Regions from separate parts of the Mus musculus genome. Here region 1 is linked to region 2. A link is a loop called in an ENCODE intact Hi-C map of the cell type or tissue named here. Cell type or tissue: gastrocnemius. All regions are shown on one strand. Links, peaks and the distances in the headings refer to the core of each region. The heading gives the core; the rest is flanking DNA. Region 1 overlaps Pdzrn3 (PDZ domain containing RING finger 3). Region 2 holds the start of Pdzrn3 (PDZ domain containing RING finger 3).

What was found. Peaks named below come from ENCODE experiments on the same cell type or tissue, not always from the same donor. Only the 100,000 strongest peaks of a DNase experiment are listed, where the experiment ranks them.
Region 1: it touches region 2 in a loop (3-fold over the local background); 5 of 42 quality-filtered maps call a loop at or near these places.

Annotation. Positions count from the first base shown.
Region 1 is chr6:101,323,351-101,331,680 of GRCm38, reverse strand. All of the region lies in intron 3 of Pdzrn3 (PDZ domain containing RING finger 3), which reads left to right. Among named protein-coding and RNA genes, the nearest start is that of Pdzrn3, 50 kb to the left of the region's middle. In gastrocnemius, for the core only: no CTCF peak of the experiment used is centred there; a DNase peak (open chromatin) is centred at 4,301; H3K4me3 peaks cover 1,163 bases; H3K27ac peaks cover 6,942 bases.
Region 2 is chr6:101,372,091-101,380,420 of GRCm38, reverse strand. Pdzrn3 (PDZ domain containing RING finger 3) reads left to right here and starts at 2,524. Exons shown (of 10, transcript NM_018884.2): 1 at 2,524-3,255. The coding sequence starts at 2,533. In gastrocnemius, for the core only: a CTCF peak has its summit at 3,207; DNase peaks (open chromatin) are centred at 2,705, 3,161, 4,177, 5,449 and 2 more places; H3K4me3 peaks cover 5,184 bases; H3K27ac peaks cover 5,450 bases.

The DNA of each region.
Region 1 (8,330 bases), core at 142-8,141, 49 kb after region 2:
GAGTTCATCGATAAGCCCACTCCCACTGCACCCCAGCCCCACACTGTGTACACACAGTTGAGCTGGAAGCCCTCTGTTGCTGGCGACTTGTAGTTCCTTGCAGGTCTCCAGCCTGAAGTAGGAATCATCTTTTCTGAAATCTCAGTCCTCCCAGGCGTCCCATGAAAACATTAAAGTCTAGCTCATGTGGGTGGGTAGACTTCCTGAGTATGGGGACGGCACTCTGTTTTCTTGAAAGGAGGAGAGATAACTCTTCTAATGAAAGCACTTCCCAGCCTTGTGTGGGGTGATTGCCGGCCTTCCTTCTAACCTTCCTTCCTTCTTTCCTTGTTTTGCTTTTGTTTGGTTTTATTTTTAACTTTGGGGACAGGTTCTTCCGGAGCCCAGGTTGACCTTGCTGCTCTTACCTTTCTGGAGTATCCAGGTCACAGGCATGTTCCACCACACCCAGTTCTAGAAGTTTCTGGGCATACAGTACATGTTTGCCAGCCCTTTACCAACCAAGCTATCTGCCGTCCCTGCTGTGATCATTTCTGTTGGTATCTTAGTCAGGGTTTCTATTCCTGCACAAACATCATGACCAAGAAGCAAGTTGGGGAGGAAAGGGTTTATTCGGCTTACACTTCCATACTGCTGTTCATCACCAAAGGAAGTCAGGACTGGAACTCAAGCAGGTCAGGGAGCAGGAGCTGATGCAGAGGCCATGGAGGGATGTTCTTTACTGGCTTGCTTCCCCTGGCTTGCTCAACCTGCTCTCTTATAGAACCTAAGACTGCCAGCCCAGAGATGGCACCACCCACAAGGGGCCTTTCCCCCCTTGATCACTAATTGAGAAAATGCCCCACAGCTGGATCTCATGGAGGCACTTCCCCAACTGAAGCTCCTTTCTCTGTGATAACCCCAGCCTGTGTCAAGTTGACACACAAAACCAGCCAGTACAGTATCCAATGTGTTGTCATTTGTTGACAGTTCTTCTGGTCACCACTGTCCCGTTCCTGGCGGTGACTCGTATATGCTGGGAAACAAGACACATCCGACTGTGGCTGAGTTACACACACTTTGACAGCAGGAATGTATGCTGTGATTTATGGGGGTGGTTCATACAGAGAGCAGAGATAGCTTCCTTTGCTGGTCCCCATGTGAGCTTCTGAGGCCTAGAGAGGAGTGATGTGCTATCAGAAACCACTGATGGGTCTTTATGTCGCAATGAATTGAACCAAAGCTTCTCCTTTCCCTTCTGTGAACCTTCTGGGGTGGACTTGAATCAAGCATGGAGCTGGGTTCCCACATGGCTGAGTCTCCAGCTAGCCGTTTAACCATGGGAACTTTATCAGAGCTTCCTAGAGACAATAAGCTCATTAGTTTATGGCATGGGAAGGAAGAACTCTGGACAGATAGCTCTGATTTTTTTTTTAAACTATTGAGTTTGAGAAGAGAATGACTTTGAATACCCAAACACTAGCTTTTCTTTCAGGCTTGCTTATGTGATGCAGAAGGCAGATGCTAAGTGATTCCTAAGAACCTTCCTGTGACTCACTCATATAGCCTCAACTCTCATTCACTTTCTGGAAGCCATCAATCATGCTGTCCTTTGTTTCGGTGAAGTACAAATTTACCTGGGGGCATGTTTGCTAAATATAACCCCAGTCTTCTAGTCTTCACCCTGCCCTGTCCCAACTTGGGACCATCAATGGAGGAAGGGGGTGGGGGAATACACCCTCCTGTCTTCTCAGAGTGGGAGTCAGGGCAGTGGGGTGCTAAACTCCCAAGACACTTTTCTCTTTGGTCTGAGAAGCCACCAAAGGGAAGGGTTCACTCCTGGAGCAGGGTGTGCAGGCTGCAAGGGGCAGATGAAGGCTAAGGGAGATGTCGGGAGGCTTTCCCTCTGCCTGCAGGCCCCTCACACGGGTAACTGCTCCTTTGATTGAAAAGGTATGTGACCCTCCAGAGCTGACTTCAACCAAATGGCATGGGCCTTTGAAAAATGTACTTTAGCACAGCCTCTGTAGAATGTGTTGACTTAAGGATTTCGCTCTCACTTAGAAGTGAGAATGTGACTCTAGGGGCTGCCCCCTCGCTAGAGACGTTTGCTCCGAAAGTATCCTCTGCTAATATGTTCAGGGATTTATAACAAAAACAGGGTCATTCTTAAATAAAAGGACATTGACATAAAAAGCAGTAAGGGCCGATGCTATCTGTTTATGAAGATAAGAGCTTCTTACAAAGGCAAGATTTATGGTGGGAATGCAGCATAGAGGGCTGGCGGCGGGTGATGAATCACCTTTCCCACCCCTGGCAATTGAGGAGAAGGGGGTTCAAAGACCACTTAAAAACAGGAAAAATCAGAGGCCTTCCAGAGGCATGTAGTATATGGGCACCAGTATGGTACTTTTGCAGTTGGACTAAAGGTTATGTAAACTTGCTCTCAAACTTTCTCTCGTTCAGCCATACACCCCCACCCCTGTGTTGTTGTTGTTGTTGTTGTTGTCGTCGTCCTAGAATGCATCACTTTTTAACATCATTTTGAAGAGATCAGAAAGCTAGCTCTTATCATTGCTACCACAGATACCTTCTTACTGAAGATCCGTTCCTTTCCAATGGAGCCCAGGACCTGAGCAACTACCCAGTTATCTAATGTAAAGTTAGAAATAATTGTCTTTCAAGCCCATACATTGTGACCCGCGGTGGGCGGTGGGGGGTAGGGTGGCGGTAGGGGTGCCCCTGTGATGATTGTGTGGCATATTTGATGATTGTCTTGACAGATTTCTATCCTAACATTCACCAACTCCCGTCCTGACCGTGAGCTCTGTGAGCTGGCCGGTTTTGTTAGTTCATTTGGTCTTTTTTATCTTATTCATTTGCCCCCACATTTAGTCATTTCTGCATTTAAGAGATACTAGAAGCCTTCTGGGCACCAGCCATTGTCTAAGATGCCAGCATGCAGAGAGGAGAACAGAGCTCTGACGTCATTCATACCATTTACATTAGGTAGGGGAGATCAGGCATTGAGCCAAGCCACACGTGTGTCCTCAGAGCAAGTCATTAGAAAGAGAGCGGGGGGGGGGGGGGTTGGGGGGAGGGAAGGAAGACTACAGTGGCAACATCTTCTCAGCCACTGTCAAGAGTCTGTCAAGAATCTTTGACCTCTGCCCTTCTCTGCCTCTTACCTTTAACCCTGCATACAGCTCCAGGGTGGGGTAGGTTAGGATGGGTCAGGGTAGACAAGACTGCCATCCCCATTTACAGATGTGGAAAGCAAGGCAGGGTCTTTAAGAGATAGCCAAGCTGACACCACAGGTGAATTTCTAGTTATCCAAAGCCCCTTCCTTGAACCCCTGGGAGTGTTTGTCTCTTTTGTACTGTTAATTCATTCAGCCAGGCTCCTGCCCTAGGCCAGGTAAAGTCTTGTGTCTGTGGGCTTTAGAGCTCCAAGGTACTCTGCTAATTCAGCACTAGGGAGGGAGAGAAACCTGAGTTCAGGTTCTGCCTGAAGACTCCAGACTGATAAGGATGGTACCCAGGGTTACCTGGCCACAGGGCTCAGCAGTCCAGCATCCCTAAAGTATCTTGGTGGGCATTGCTCTCTGTCCCAGTTGTGGGAATGGAGAATTTTCTTCTTGGCTAGTGATTTGTATATAATAGCTGAGCAAACATCACGCATCAGGAGCCTGTGCTATAAAAAGAGTACGGCACAAACAGGGTTTGGTGGTCAGCCAGAAAATTCCAAACTGTCTTGCTGCCTCCTGCTAGGGTGGGTATCAGATGAGTCTCCCTGGTGTCCTCAGCTTGCCGCTGGTTGGCCTCCCTTGAGGATCCAGTCACAAGGTCATGGTGGAGAGTGATTCTGCTTAACTTGGCATTAGCAGTATACATTCTCACAGTTCTGAGTGTGCCGTTCTGCGTAGGTATGGAAGTACAGCTCACTGGAGCTCCATGGATCTCAAAGACTGTGCGAATCTTCACCCAAAACTGGCTGCAATGTTTCTCATTCTGAGATACAGCATGAAACACAAGACAGCAGCGAGTATCTATTTTTGGAGCAACTAAGTCTTCTTAACAGGAAAACTAATGATTAAGTCACTTGCTGTTCATAGAACTTTGAACCTTGAATTGAAAGAGAAAGGGGCTTCTCCTGTCTGCCATCATCATGACCAGATCCATGGAGGTGGACACGTTACCAATCTGATCTGCATCTTGCCCCAGATAGTGACACTATGATGGCTAACATCTTTGGTTCCAGGGCCAGTCTTTCTTTCCTGTGATTCATTCCAGGCCGCCTCATCTCAAAGACTCTGGACTGTGAATGCCAGCTGGCAGGTGCCCCATCTCATTCCATGTAGAAAATTAAGACTTCAGCCCTCACTTTTCTCCGGTTGGCATAGGTCACTTTTTATTTTTATGGACTTATTTGGGTTTTCATTTGTTGAGTCCCATTTAATTGTATTCTGTGTGTCCCCTGAAGACATTTATTGTTTCTTTTTCTTGCTGGTGACACTCCAGGGTGATAAGTTAAGAGGATTTACTTTAGCTCACAGTCAAGCAAGCTGAAGGTTGAGGGAGCTTATGTCTTGATGTCCTTTTTCTTAGTAGAGTCCCGAAGGTGACACAGGGCATCACAGGAGACAGGTTATGCATCTGTATACATGCTTGCAAATTTTATGTGCTCTCTCTCTCTCTCTCTCTCTCTCTCTCTCTCTCTCTCTCTCTCTCTCTCTCTCCTGTGTCATTCATTCAAAGACAGAGGTAGGTTCCATGCTGATGGTGCTATTGGGTCCTAATCAACTCTCCAAGATGATTGTTTAGTTGTTAAATCACCCTTTAGACACCATAGTTGAATATGGTTCACCTCGGTACTCAACTATGAGTACCAAGAGAAGGGCATGTCTAGTTTACCATGGGATTCCTTGGGTGATGTTCTGGTTACAGCCAGATGAGAGCAGAGCATGAATGTGTTCCCTGAAGCCAAGAGTGCTTCCTCTGCCTTCTCTCTGCCTGGACCTCAGCTCCTGTCTTACCACAAACGGAGACATGGATCACACCATGGGCTCAGCTTAATCCTTATGGAAACAAGAGAGCAGCTGAAGTCCTCAAGGTCAAGCTATCCACTGAATACCTGTGTTCAAAGGCAGGCAGCACAGCCAGGGAAGGCTTTGAGCTGTGAGAGTTGTACCCAAACACATTGTCATACCCAAGCCAGGTTTATGCCTCACCATGTGCAGACGTCTGCGAATAATGTTTAGCAGATGCCTTAGACTAGCTCTGGGGACTTTTCTGTCTCTGGTGGACTTTGAATTAGAAGCAGTTCCAATGCCTGTCCTCCTCAAGTGGAATCGATAAAATCTGTTAATCATCAGTTTTGCTGTAAACCTTGAGAAACTTTTAAACTTTGGGAAGGCAGGCCTTGGATTTGAACTTTCTAATAATTAGACATGGCATTTATATACAGATCCTTTTTTTAGTTGCTAATTTTTAAATCTTTATTGTATCCATATAGACTTTGAGAGTCCTGTCTGTAAATCCCATTCCATCAGACTGCAGTCTGACACCTGTGAGGAAGTATCCAGGTGAGCTGTGAAAAGCTGCTTTCTAGGTGACAGATGTCCACATTCTTCAAAGCCCCACATTCTTAATCTTGTTCCTTGGTTAACCAGAAAAATCCAGTTCTAGGTGACCTTTGTACAAGCCATGTCTAATAAGCAACTGGAGTTTTTTTTTCTTTTATTTTCCCACTGGTCCAATTATATTAGTTATTTTCAGCTACAAGTGAAAGATTTAGATCCAGACAGCTTATTCATGCTATCTTGGGCACAAGGACTAACTCACTCCCAGGACAGGGAATTGAATGCGTCAATGCTTTCACCAAGGATCTGTGGTCTTTGTCGTCATGGTTAGCCTGTGAGAATGTCTCGCAGCCACAATATGGTTCAAGCATTCCACCTAGACACAGAAAAGGGATCTTTTCTGTTATCTCCAACAAGGCAACATTTCCTAAACTGTATAAATATAAAGGAAACATTTGCTTTTAAAAGAAGCCCTAGGTGGTTTGTGGGCCAGAACATGTCATAACTGTGCCCATTATTTTCTGTGATTAGGTTGAGGCAATTGGGCTTTATTCCCTGACTCTGATGGTGAATAAGATATGGTTTGGAATGGAGAAATGGGTCAGCAGTTAAAAGCAGTAATGCTATTCCACATGCTCCAGATTTAGTACCTAGCACCCATGTCACAACTCAAAAGCTAGCTGCAACTCCATTTTAGGGAATCCAAGGCCTACTTCTGGCTTCCTCAAGCATCAGACAGATATGTGGTGATATCTGCATATATATAGGCAAACACTCATACACAAAAATTAAAATATAAAACATATAGATAATATATATGAACTAATGCATTATTAATAGAACAAGTTAACATAATTATTTAATTTATTTACATGTGGTTTGTAACATCAAAGATAAGGAGAGAAACAAGGAACAATTGGCCATTGTTCCTGGATTTATCCCTCTGGGATCTCCCATCATGTCAGTGACATTTTGCCTATAGATAATGAGTGTTTTCTAAGATTGTGACATGCTGATGGTTCTTTTGAGGGAGAGTACCCACCATAAACACAGATCCTGCCCCCACTCCCACCCCCACTCCCAGGACCTCTATGGACAAGGCCACTGCTTCAATATTTTCTCTATAATGGGAGGGATGTTGGCACAGAAGGCATGAGCACATTTTGATATAGCTATGAAATTGCATTTTAATCCAACAGTCTAGACACAAGTCTATTGATGAGTTGAGGGTATCTGCATCTCTGTTACTGGAAGTGTCATTGTACAAACCAGAAAAATGAATTGGTTTGAATAAGTCTAGCTATAAAGGTGCAAAACCAAGCCACCCCTCTGAGTCTCTTACAGCTAAAGTCTGGCATATAGCCTAAAATCATCAAGCCATCACCCACCCTATCTGGAGACAGCTGTCTTGACTCATATCTTCTTCTCTTTTCCCCTAATTGCCTTAATATCTAATTATTGATTGTTTTCAATGTTAGGCTTTCTTCTTTCTCTCTTTCTTTCTTCCTTCCTTCCTTCCTTCCTTTCTTTCTTTCTTTCTTTCTTTCTTTCTTTCTTTCTTTCTTTCTTTCTCCCTTCCTTCCTTCCTTCCTTCCTTCCTTTCTTTCTTTCTTTCTTTCTTTCTTTCTTTCTTTCTTTCTTTCTTTCTCCCTTCCTTCCTTCCTTCCTTTCTTTCTTTCTTTCTTTCTTTCTTTCTTTCTTTCTTTCTTTCTTTCTTTCTCTCTCCCTTCCTTCCTTCCTTCCTTTCTTTCTTTCTTTCTTTCTTTCTTTCTTTCTTTCTTTCTTTCTTTCTCCCTTCCTTCCTTCCTTCCTTCCTTCCTTCCTTCCTTCCTTCCTTTCTTTCTTTTTTTTTTTTCTTTTACCATAACTCCAGTCAGAGGCTGAGGCAGGTTTAATTTTTTTCCCCAATCTGCTTTTATACCATTCTAATTACATACAAGTATTAAGGTCAGTTCTAGGTTGAGGGATGAGCAAAAGCACAGGCTGTATTGGTCCTTTTCCTGCACACTGGATACCTCTTCTCAAAGGATTAGCCTCAGGAAGAGACTGGAGGAAGAAGACAGCCCGAGCCTTTCTGAGAACAGGGAAGGTTCCCTTGGAAGTGCAGGTTCAGCAGAGTGGGCTTGGAAACTGGTAGGGTTTCTCCAGCCTGCATGTGTGGGGAAGGTTCTCATTGGTCTGCTGGTCCATTGACCTTTTTCTTGGAGACATAGTATAAAAATATTAACCTTAGGTTTAGCCAACTTCCTCTCTTCTCACATTGGCCATGTAGACCTTGAAGGATTCCAGAACTTGTCAATTTTTGTATCTACCAAAATCCATGGAAGACAGCCTGTTCATGACAGTGTAGATTGCCCATAATGATTCCAGCAGGACCGATAAGCACCTGAGTGGCTTCAGGTCCTGAACCTAGTCTCTGCAACCAAGTTACCTGGACTGCCCACTCTCTACCTTCCCATCTACTCCCACCCGATTGCTATTCTTCTCCAGCCCCTGTGCCCTCCTCTGTAAAAGTGAGCTAATAATTAGAGTGCATAGGATGAGTCCATTGAAAACCCCCACAGAAGTCGCTTCTGTGAAGAACCTGATGGTCAACAACATTACCACGATGTCTATACATAGGCAGAACATTTAGACATTGGCAAAATCTAGTATCTGGCACAGGGAACTTGCAAAACCCCACAGTAGGCACACATGGCTTGATGTGTATGGCAGTTGTGTGAAATGGGAGGTATGATGCTAAACGTAGGCAGTTAGGTCTAGGAAGTG
Region 2 (8,330 bases), core at 47-8,046:
GAACAGCATGCATGTCCCTCCCCTCACCCTCACATTCCGGTAGGTTTATCTGGCTTGGTTTTTGCTGATTTCCAAGAATTTTAATACTAAAGTTAACTAATGGGGAGAGGCTTTCTGAAGATTTTGCCTTTGCCTGAAGGAGCAAACTGACAATAGGGGACAGTGTCTCTATAGTTTCAGCTCTGCCTCTTTCTTTACAGCCGGCCTTCATCCCCCAATCTGTCATCAGGGGCCACAGATGGGTGGAGAGACAGCTCTGAGCTGAAGTTTACATCTCAGGTAAGTGCTAATTTCCCATTTATGGTGTATTATGGAGTTTTCCCCGTGTTCCTCAAAACCAGTTTGGTTTGAAGATTATCACCTTGTTGACACTAGCTTGTCTATGAAACTGACAAGCCCACACACCTTGGTTGAAAGAAGCTGCCTCTTACCCACGGAGGGCTTAACAAATGCACCAGTGGAAGATTTTTCCCTGCTGGAGCTTATCTGAACAAAGGTCATGAATATTTCACATCACTTGGAATCCTCTAAAGAGAAATGCATTCATTGATTAAAGGCAATGAAACAAAAGTATCACGACTAGACACCAAATGCCACCCGTCAAGATTAAAGAACACCGTTGGGGGACCTCAACCATGCACTGAACAATCTGGTAGGCAACAGTTAGCAACAGTTTTGCAGTGGTCACTTCAGAACACTAATCCTTATGGACATCAAGGCAATTCTTTCCCTCCAATGAAGCAGTTCAATAGTGAAGGTCATGGGTCTTTAGCAGCCCTCTAAAGGACAGAAGTAAAAGTAATTAGACAAAATGAATGCTGTAATCCCATTTTCTTGGGTCCATACCAGACACAAAAATTCTTAGCTCTCCATTTCCAGATTCTCTAGAGAATCTGGCAGCAGATTCCGAATGAGAATTCCAGAACTTGACATTACTCTCACCAGTGTTTCTTAGGAATGTCTACAGCCTTGGGAGGTAGTAAAACAAAAACAAAAACTACCAAAGGCATGGGTAATGTTATGAACTTTCTACTTAGACTGGTATCCCACATTATGAACTTTCCACTTAGCCTGGTATCCCCCAAGTGGTGTTTCCACCCAGTGCCAGGCTTGCTACTGGGCTTGAAAAGCTTCTCTGGAGTAGAAGAGAAAGGTCCAGACGGCAAGGGTTTTTCCATCAAGCTAAAATCCAGGCTGTGTAGAGACCAGCAGCTTCTCCGTGGCTGGTAGGCTCTTTTAGCGCGGATACACACTCAAGCTCCTGGTGAACCATTGGTTCACAATCTGAAAGGACCCAAAATTCTCAAATAGCCTGTCTTTGATTCAGTTCAAAGAGCGATTCTTTGAACTGCTCCAGTGGGAAAATGGAGATAAAACAATAAGCATATAAATAAATAAATAAATAAATAAATAAATTAATTTAAGGAAAACAAAACAACAACAAAAACAAGCTGAAGGGATGTTGTTGGCAAGTTGGCTGGGGTAGGCGTTGCTACAGGGACTTGAAGTTTTAAACTCCTCCATCTCTTAAACCACCAGAGTCAAGGCTCCAGTAACGGGGCGGGGGTTGGGGGGGGGGTGGGGGCAATAGTTTTCAAGTGGAGCTAAAGTATGCTCTCGCAACATTGTAGCGCTGTTTTTTTTTTTTTTTGTTTGTTTGTTTTGTTTTTTGTTTTTTTTGTTTGTTTGTTTTGTTTTTTGTTTTTTGTTTTTTTTTTTTTAAGGGACCAGTTTAGAAACTGAGCAAAATGCTTGAGGTACTGTAGTGCCCTCTTTATAGAGGTGTAAGAATGGGATCCAGCCAACCACTCTGGCCTGTCCCATCCAGACAGCTGGAGGGGAGATCTGATTCCTGCAAATTCGCCTTCTGGTCCTGGAAACCTCTAGCTGCTAAACACTGCAGTTTGCAGATCTTCTGGTTGGGACCAAAGTTTCAGCCTGAGCGTCCAGCAGCCGCTGTAACTTTCCCCCGAGTGAAATAAATAAATAACGACCGTAAATACAGAGATAGCAGGGCCTTAGATATTTTTCACTCTAAAAGGCAGACACAGGAGAAAGAAGGAGGTGGGGAATGAAAAGTCCTGATGTGGCAGGAAACTTCTGTGGGCGAGAGCCACAGACGCAGCTCCAAACCGAGGGAGATGCTCTCTGCTGGCGTATTTTGTCTCTTAGAGAATCCTCCAAGAAAGCGGAGAGGAGACCCTAAGAGGGGGCCCATCTCCGGTCTCTGGCAGGTCTCCTTGCTTTGTGGTCAAACTCAGCCTCTTGTGCCTCGAGGCCCCCTCCCTATGGCCAAAAGAGGGTCGTGAGGCCCCAGAGGCAGGATGTTAGTGCGCTTGCGCTCGAGCCAATACGGCCGGAGGAGTCCTGTTCCTCGGGCATTTTCCGAGGAAGTCTGGAGCAATTAGGCTCAGTCCTGGGAGAGCGAGCTAGAGAGCGGGCGGCGTAGCCGGCGTGTCTGGGCCGCCTCGCAGGGAGGGAGGGAGGGGGCGGCCGGTCGCCCGGCGGCGACACCGGGCCCCGGCCGCCACCATGGGTTTCGAGTTGGATCGCTTCGACGGCGACGTGGACCCTGATCTGAAGTGCGCCTTGTGCCACAAGGTCCTGGAGGACCCGCTGACCACCCCGTGCGGCCACGTATTCTGCGCCGGCTGCGTGCTGCCCTGGGTAGTGCAGGAGGGCAGCTGCCCCGCGCGTTGTCGCGGTCGCCTATCGGCCAAGGAGCTCAACCACGTCCTGCCCCTCAAGCGTCTCATCCTCAAGTTGGACATCAAGTGCGCGCACGCGGCGCGGGGCTGCGGCCGGGTGGTCAAGTTGCAGGACTTGCCCGAGCACCTGGAGCGCTGCGACTTCGCGCCCGCGCGCTGCCGCCACGCGGGCTGCGGCCAGCTGCTGCTGCGACGCGACGTGGAGGCCCACATGCGCGACGCGTGCGACGCGCGGCCCGTGGGTCGCTGCCAGGAGGGCTGCGGGCTGCCGCTGACGCACGGCGAGCAGCGGGCGGGCGGCCACTGCTGCGCGCGGGCTCTGCGGGCGCACAACGGAGCGCTGCAGGCCCGCCTGGGCGCGCTGCACAAGGCGCTCAAGAAGGAGGCGCTGCGGGCCGGCAAGCGCGAGAAGTCGCTGGTGGCGCAGCTGGCCGCCGCGCAGCTCGAACTGCAGATGACCGCGCTGCGCTACCAGAAGAAGTTCACCGAGTACAGCGCGCGCCTCGACTCGCTCAGCCGCTGCGTGGCCGCGCCGCCAGGCGGCAAGGTAAGCAATCTCTCTTCTCTCTCCATCTCTGCCTCTCTCTCTCCCTCTCTCTCCCTTCCTCTCTCCACCCTCTTTAGCTGACCCAGAGTCCCACCCAGGTCCGTTGAATATAGGATGCCAGGGTCTTCCTGGGTGCATCTCCGGCCTCCTCTTGTTAGCAGCGCTTGCCAGCTGTATCACTCCGTGCGGGTTACTTAACTAATTCCAACTGAGAAACTGTGGTCCCAAAAGGCAGGACATATAGGGTGAATTGAAGCTACGGCAGTTTTGGGGGGCCAGAGTGTGTCTGCGAACACTAAAAGGAACTTACAACCAAGTGTAGGGTAGGAACAGAGAGCATGACTCCAGAGTCAGGGAGGTGTTGAGAGGCTTTGGCCTGCACACCAGCCTGAGACCCAGGAAGCTGCTCATCTTGGCTTAAGATCAGAGCCATGGTCTGTGTGGATGTGACACTCCATTGGGCGACCTGGAGTGTATCTGCTGCGATGCAAAGGGGGAAAGGTGGCAGCAGAGCCCTTATGGTGCAGCTTGAAAGGGATGCCAGGAGAGAGGCCCCGGTGTAAAGGCTGGATTCAAACATGCACTTTCCTGCCAACTCACTGGCTGCTGACCTTGAGCAAGTAGCTCAATCCCTCTCTAAAGTTGGAAACTATGGTTCCTAACAATTTAGAGCAGGAAAACACAGCCAGGCCCCATAGGAGAACTCATTTGGGCAGTCGAGAAAGAACCCAACGACCCACTTGCTCCAGTAACCGGAAAGTAATATTTAAGTGATAGCCTCCTTGAATTAAAACATCTCCACCTTTGGGTAACCAGCGGAGTGGCTTGTGGGTTAGGCTCCACAGGTGCCTCGGTTTACCTCGAGCCCGTCAGATGATGTTGTTTCCATCAAGGTGAGGCTGTAGAAAAACGGTCTGGCACAGTGCCAGGCTCAGAGTACCTGCAATTACCTTAAACCACTCCTGTACCATTCCCCTGCCCTTGCTGATCGGGAATTATGTCAGCCTCCCCTCCTGAGGTTCACCAGCTTCAGCGCTTCTCAGTCATTTCTCTCTCCCCTCTCCCCTCTCCCCTCTCCCCTCTCCCCTCTCCCCTCTCCCCCTCCCCCCTCCCCTCTCCCCCTCCCCATCTCCCCCTCCCCCTCTCTCCCTCTCTCCACTCCCTCTATCCCCCTCCCCTCTCCTCCCCTCCCTGTCTCTTTCTCCCCCCCCCCTCTTCCCCTTCCCTCCCCCCTCTCATAAAAAATATAGGTACAATGCTTACCATTTTGTACGTGGAGAAACTGTGGTTCCTGGAGGGACAATCGTCTGCTTAGGTCAGGGTTTTAAAGGTTCAGAGGTGGGTTTTGACCATACTTGTCTCTCTAGCATAGTGGTTTTCAACCTGTGGGTTGGGGTCTCGTATTAGATACCCAGCCCATCAGATATTTACAATTTGTAATGGTAACAAAATTATAGTTATGAAGTAGCAATAAAGTAATTTTATTTTATAGCCCAGAAACAGTTTCAACATAAGGAACTATATTAAAGGGTCACAGCATTAGGCCCTGCTCTTAACCACAATTATGCCCTGTCTCAGTTTAACCACTGGGACCTGTTATTCTCTATTTATTAAGGGCCACCAAGAGTGGTGTATGTGTGTGTGTGTGGGGGGGGGGGGTACTTTCCACTTCATCTAAATCTTATAGATGAGGGACCTGACCTGCCCAAATCCCAACAGTGGAACTCATGAGAAAAGCGTGGATTTAGGTTCTGCCTCCCGGAGAAGATAGGCTTTTACTAGACTTTGGCTCTATCTAGGCGTGGGCTGACATTTGGGGGCTTGGGAAGGCTTTGTTACTGGGAGTCTCTGTTGTCGGATACTCTGTAGCACATGTGTACTCCTCCTGGCTTCAACTTGCACCATGCCAGTCGACTTTATTCCAAATTCCAACAGTTCAAAATGTCTCCAGATATTGTCAAGTGTCCTCCAGGGAACTGCATTCCCTCACTCGAAAACCACTGGTTTGCCTGCAGGCAAGCGTGCCACATTTTCAACAGCTGGGTGCTTCTGCTGCCTGGCAAGGGGTGTGGACCCTGCTGCTGCCACTCTGGCTGCTGCTCCAGGTGGCCTGGCAGAGAGAGGGTCCCCCAGAGACTTGTGTCTGCTCTGTTCTCCCCACTTCCCCTCCCTTGCTCCTTCTTCCACGCCTGCATTCCGGGCCTGCAAGTTTCTACCCTTCACCCCCTTTCTGGCCCCTGGCCTGTCTGTCAGCTGCAGTCTCCACAGCTGGCCAGCTCTGGGCGAAGGGCAAATATTTACAGCTCGGAGGCTCACAGAGGACCGCACAGGCGCACAAGAGGCTGATGTGAGCTTGCAGTTCACCCAGACAGAGGGTTGAGCTTGCTTTTCAATCAGGCGCCAGGCTTTGGGCAAAGGCTTTCCCAAGTGTCTTTTGTTTATGCTGTCGTCTGGGCTTCCTGTGTCGTCTTAGGAGTGACGCTTATTTATAAATAAGCCATTCACTCCTTCTGAGTTCATACATCATTCACTGTTGAGATAGTTTATTATTTCTTCTTGCCTTTTTATTTTCTTTCTGGGATGTTTGAGTAAACTCTCTCTTAGAATCAAAAATATGATGCTTGAATAAAATTTGTGGATGTGTTTTGGAGCTCTGTTGGGTAAGTAGGGCAGAGAATCAGGGGTGTGAAGTTCAGGAACAAGATGTTGATTTTGAGAGACAGAAAAACTCCATCCTGAAGGTGGAGCCCTGCTCAGGACCTACAGGGACCTTTGCTCCAGGCTTGGGGACAATCAAGGATGTCCTGGTCCAAAAGCTGCCCTAGCTGGCTTCCTGGTCTTTAACCCTTACCCAGCCTCAGATGAGGTCTTAAGGAAGCTCGCTCCTCTTGTTCCCAAGTTAGCCCTCCTTGGGCTTTGCTGAGAGGGTCAGCTCTTCCTATCTATAGTCAGCTGCAACTCCTCCCATTAGGAGCTCTTTAAGGACTTGTGTATTTCGTTGGGCCAACTTTCTGTCCCTCCTAGGTTCTGTTTATTCTTTTCCAGAGGCAGAGGGATTTAAGTTGCCTGGAAACTCTCAGATACAAAACTTTTATTTCATATTTTTCTAAAACCCATTGTTTGCTTCTCCATTCTAAACTGAAGCATATAATGAAACTTGCTTCATAAATGATCTGACGTTCTTCATTTTGTCTTGATCCAGTTTTTTGACAACACCAGAGCACCCCAGATTTGACTATATTGGCCTGTGTGGCCTGCCCTGGTTGAAGTGTTTTTATTGCTTTTCCAGGCCCCTGGGGCTAGGAATCTTTGGAGAATGTGGTAAAACCCATTTATCACAGTCTCACCCACTAGCCAGTCTCAGGAACTGAGAGTTCTTGCACATGATAAGCAAGTATACTGCCACTGATATATATCAATTTTTTCCTCTGTGCAGTGTTGGTGATGGAGTCGGAGCCTTATAAATGTTGGGCGAGTCTTCAACCATTGAATTAATTTCCTACCCTTCAGATCATTGTCTAAATATTTAAAGATCAGGGATAATATTTTAAAGCTGACATCAACAGCAGTGGTCTAGGAAGATACCTCTGATTTGCCTGAGGCCACATCTCTTGGTAGAAGGCCTGACATGAGTGCCATACTTCAGTTAAAGAGACTTGCTTCCACCCTTGGTTTCCCACCCTGTCCTACCTACCCCTTTGTAAGAGCAAGGTTGAAGCCCTTGGTAACACTTCAGCATCATTGAGACACTTGAAGCCCATCCCTGTGCCCTTTGACCCTCTGCGTCCAGTCAGTCACAGAACCCTGGTTTACCTCTTAAACCTGTCTTGCACCTACCTATTTACTCTTCTCTTAGGTCATTCAGACAATCTTCTGTCTCAGGCAGAGGTTCTCAACTTCAGCACAGCCAACGTTTGCACTGGCTGACTCCTGTTGTGCCTGTGTTACTGACAAGTGGGTGTGGCCTGGGTAGCGCCATACCCTGACATCAGCACACCTTGGGGAGCAGCATTCCCTGAGCTGTGATAATCAGATCTACCTGCAGCCACTCCAGAATGAGGAACAAGACTGGCCTTTCTTTCAAACCACCCCCATCCCAGCATCATCTCCTGCCTGGACCAGCACGCGGTTCCTCCCCAAACCCTTTCATTTCACATAGTTCGTTACCTGTCACTAGCAATACCTTCTTACAAGTGTCAGTCATATCTCACTCTATTCTACTTCCTTTGCCTTGGACAGGAAAAGGCAGTCTAGCAAACTGCATCCAACTACATCCACCTGCTAGTGCTCTCCTTTCTCTTGTCTTGACTTCACTGAGTTTTGAGGGCTTTGTGGCTAAGCCTCCAGGCTCCTAACTAACTAGCCGTGGGCCTTCACACCTGCTTTTTTCTCTACCTGGGACGGTGTTTCCAATCATACTTCTCCTCAGCACTTACTCCTTTTCTACCTCTCTCCTTTTGCCCTGGGACTTCCTGTCCACCCTTAGGTTTATTCCTTAGCAAATAACTGACTTCCTATCCTTTCCATCTTGGTCCAGCATCACTACCTCCAGAAGCCAGGCTTCTCTGATATTATAGATGATATCTGGCATCCTAAGGCTCTCCCTTGTTCATAAAATTTATGCTAGTTATAACTCTCTAATTAGGAGGGTCTGTCTGGTGGAGGACTGTCTCCTCCCTGCTACAGTTCTCCCCATGTGTCGCCTACATCCTAGATGGCCACTCTTTTTTTTTTTCTCTTTTAATGTCAGGATTTATTTGTTATGATATTTTTCTCTCTAAGAGAAATATATAAAAATTCATTTTCATAGATCGTATCAGGAGGAATTTTTGTTACATATTCTAAAAATTAAAACCAATTGTATCAAAAATATCCACAGCATTTTATATATTTAAACAACAATTCACATGGCTACATAAATCCTTAATATCTTTCTACATTACTTAAATTTCTTAATTTTTGAAGCAACATTAAATATCTTTTTTTAAGAAAGTAATTTTTTAACTTTTTCTAATTTTTTATTAGGTATTTTCTTCATTTACATTTCCAATGCTATCCTGAAAGTCCCCTATACC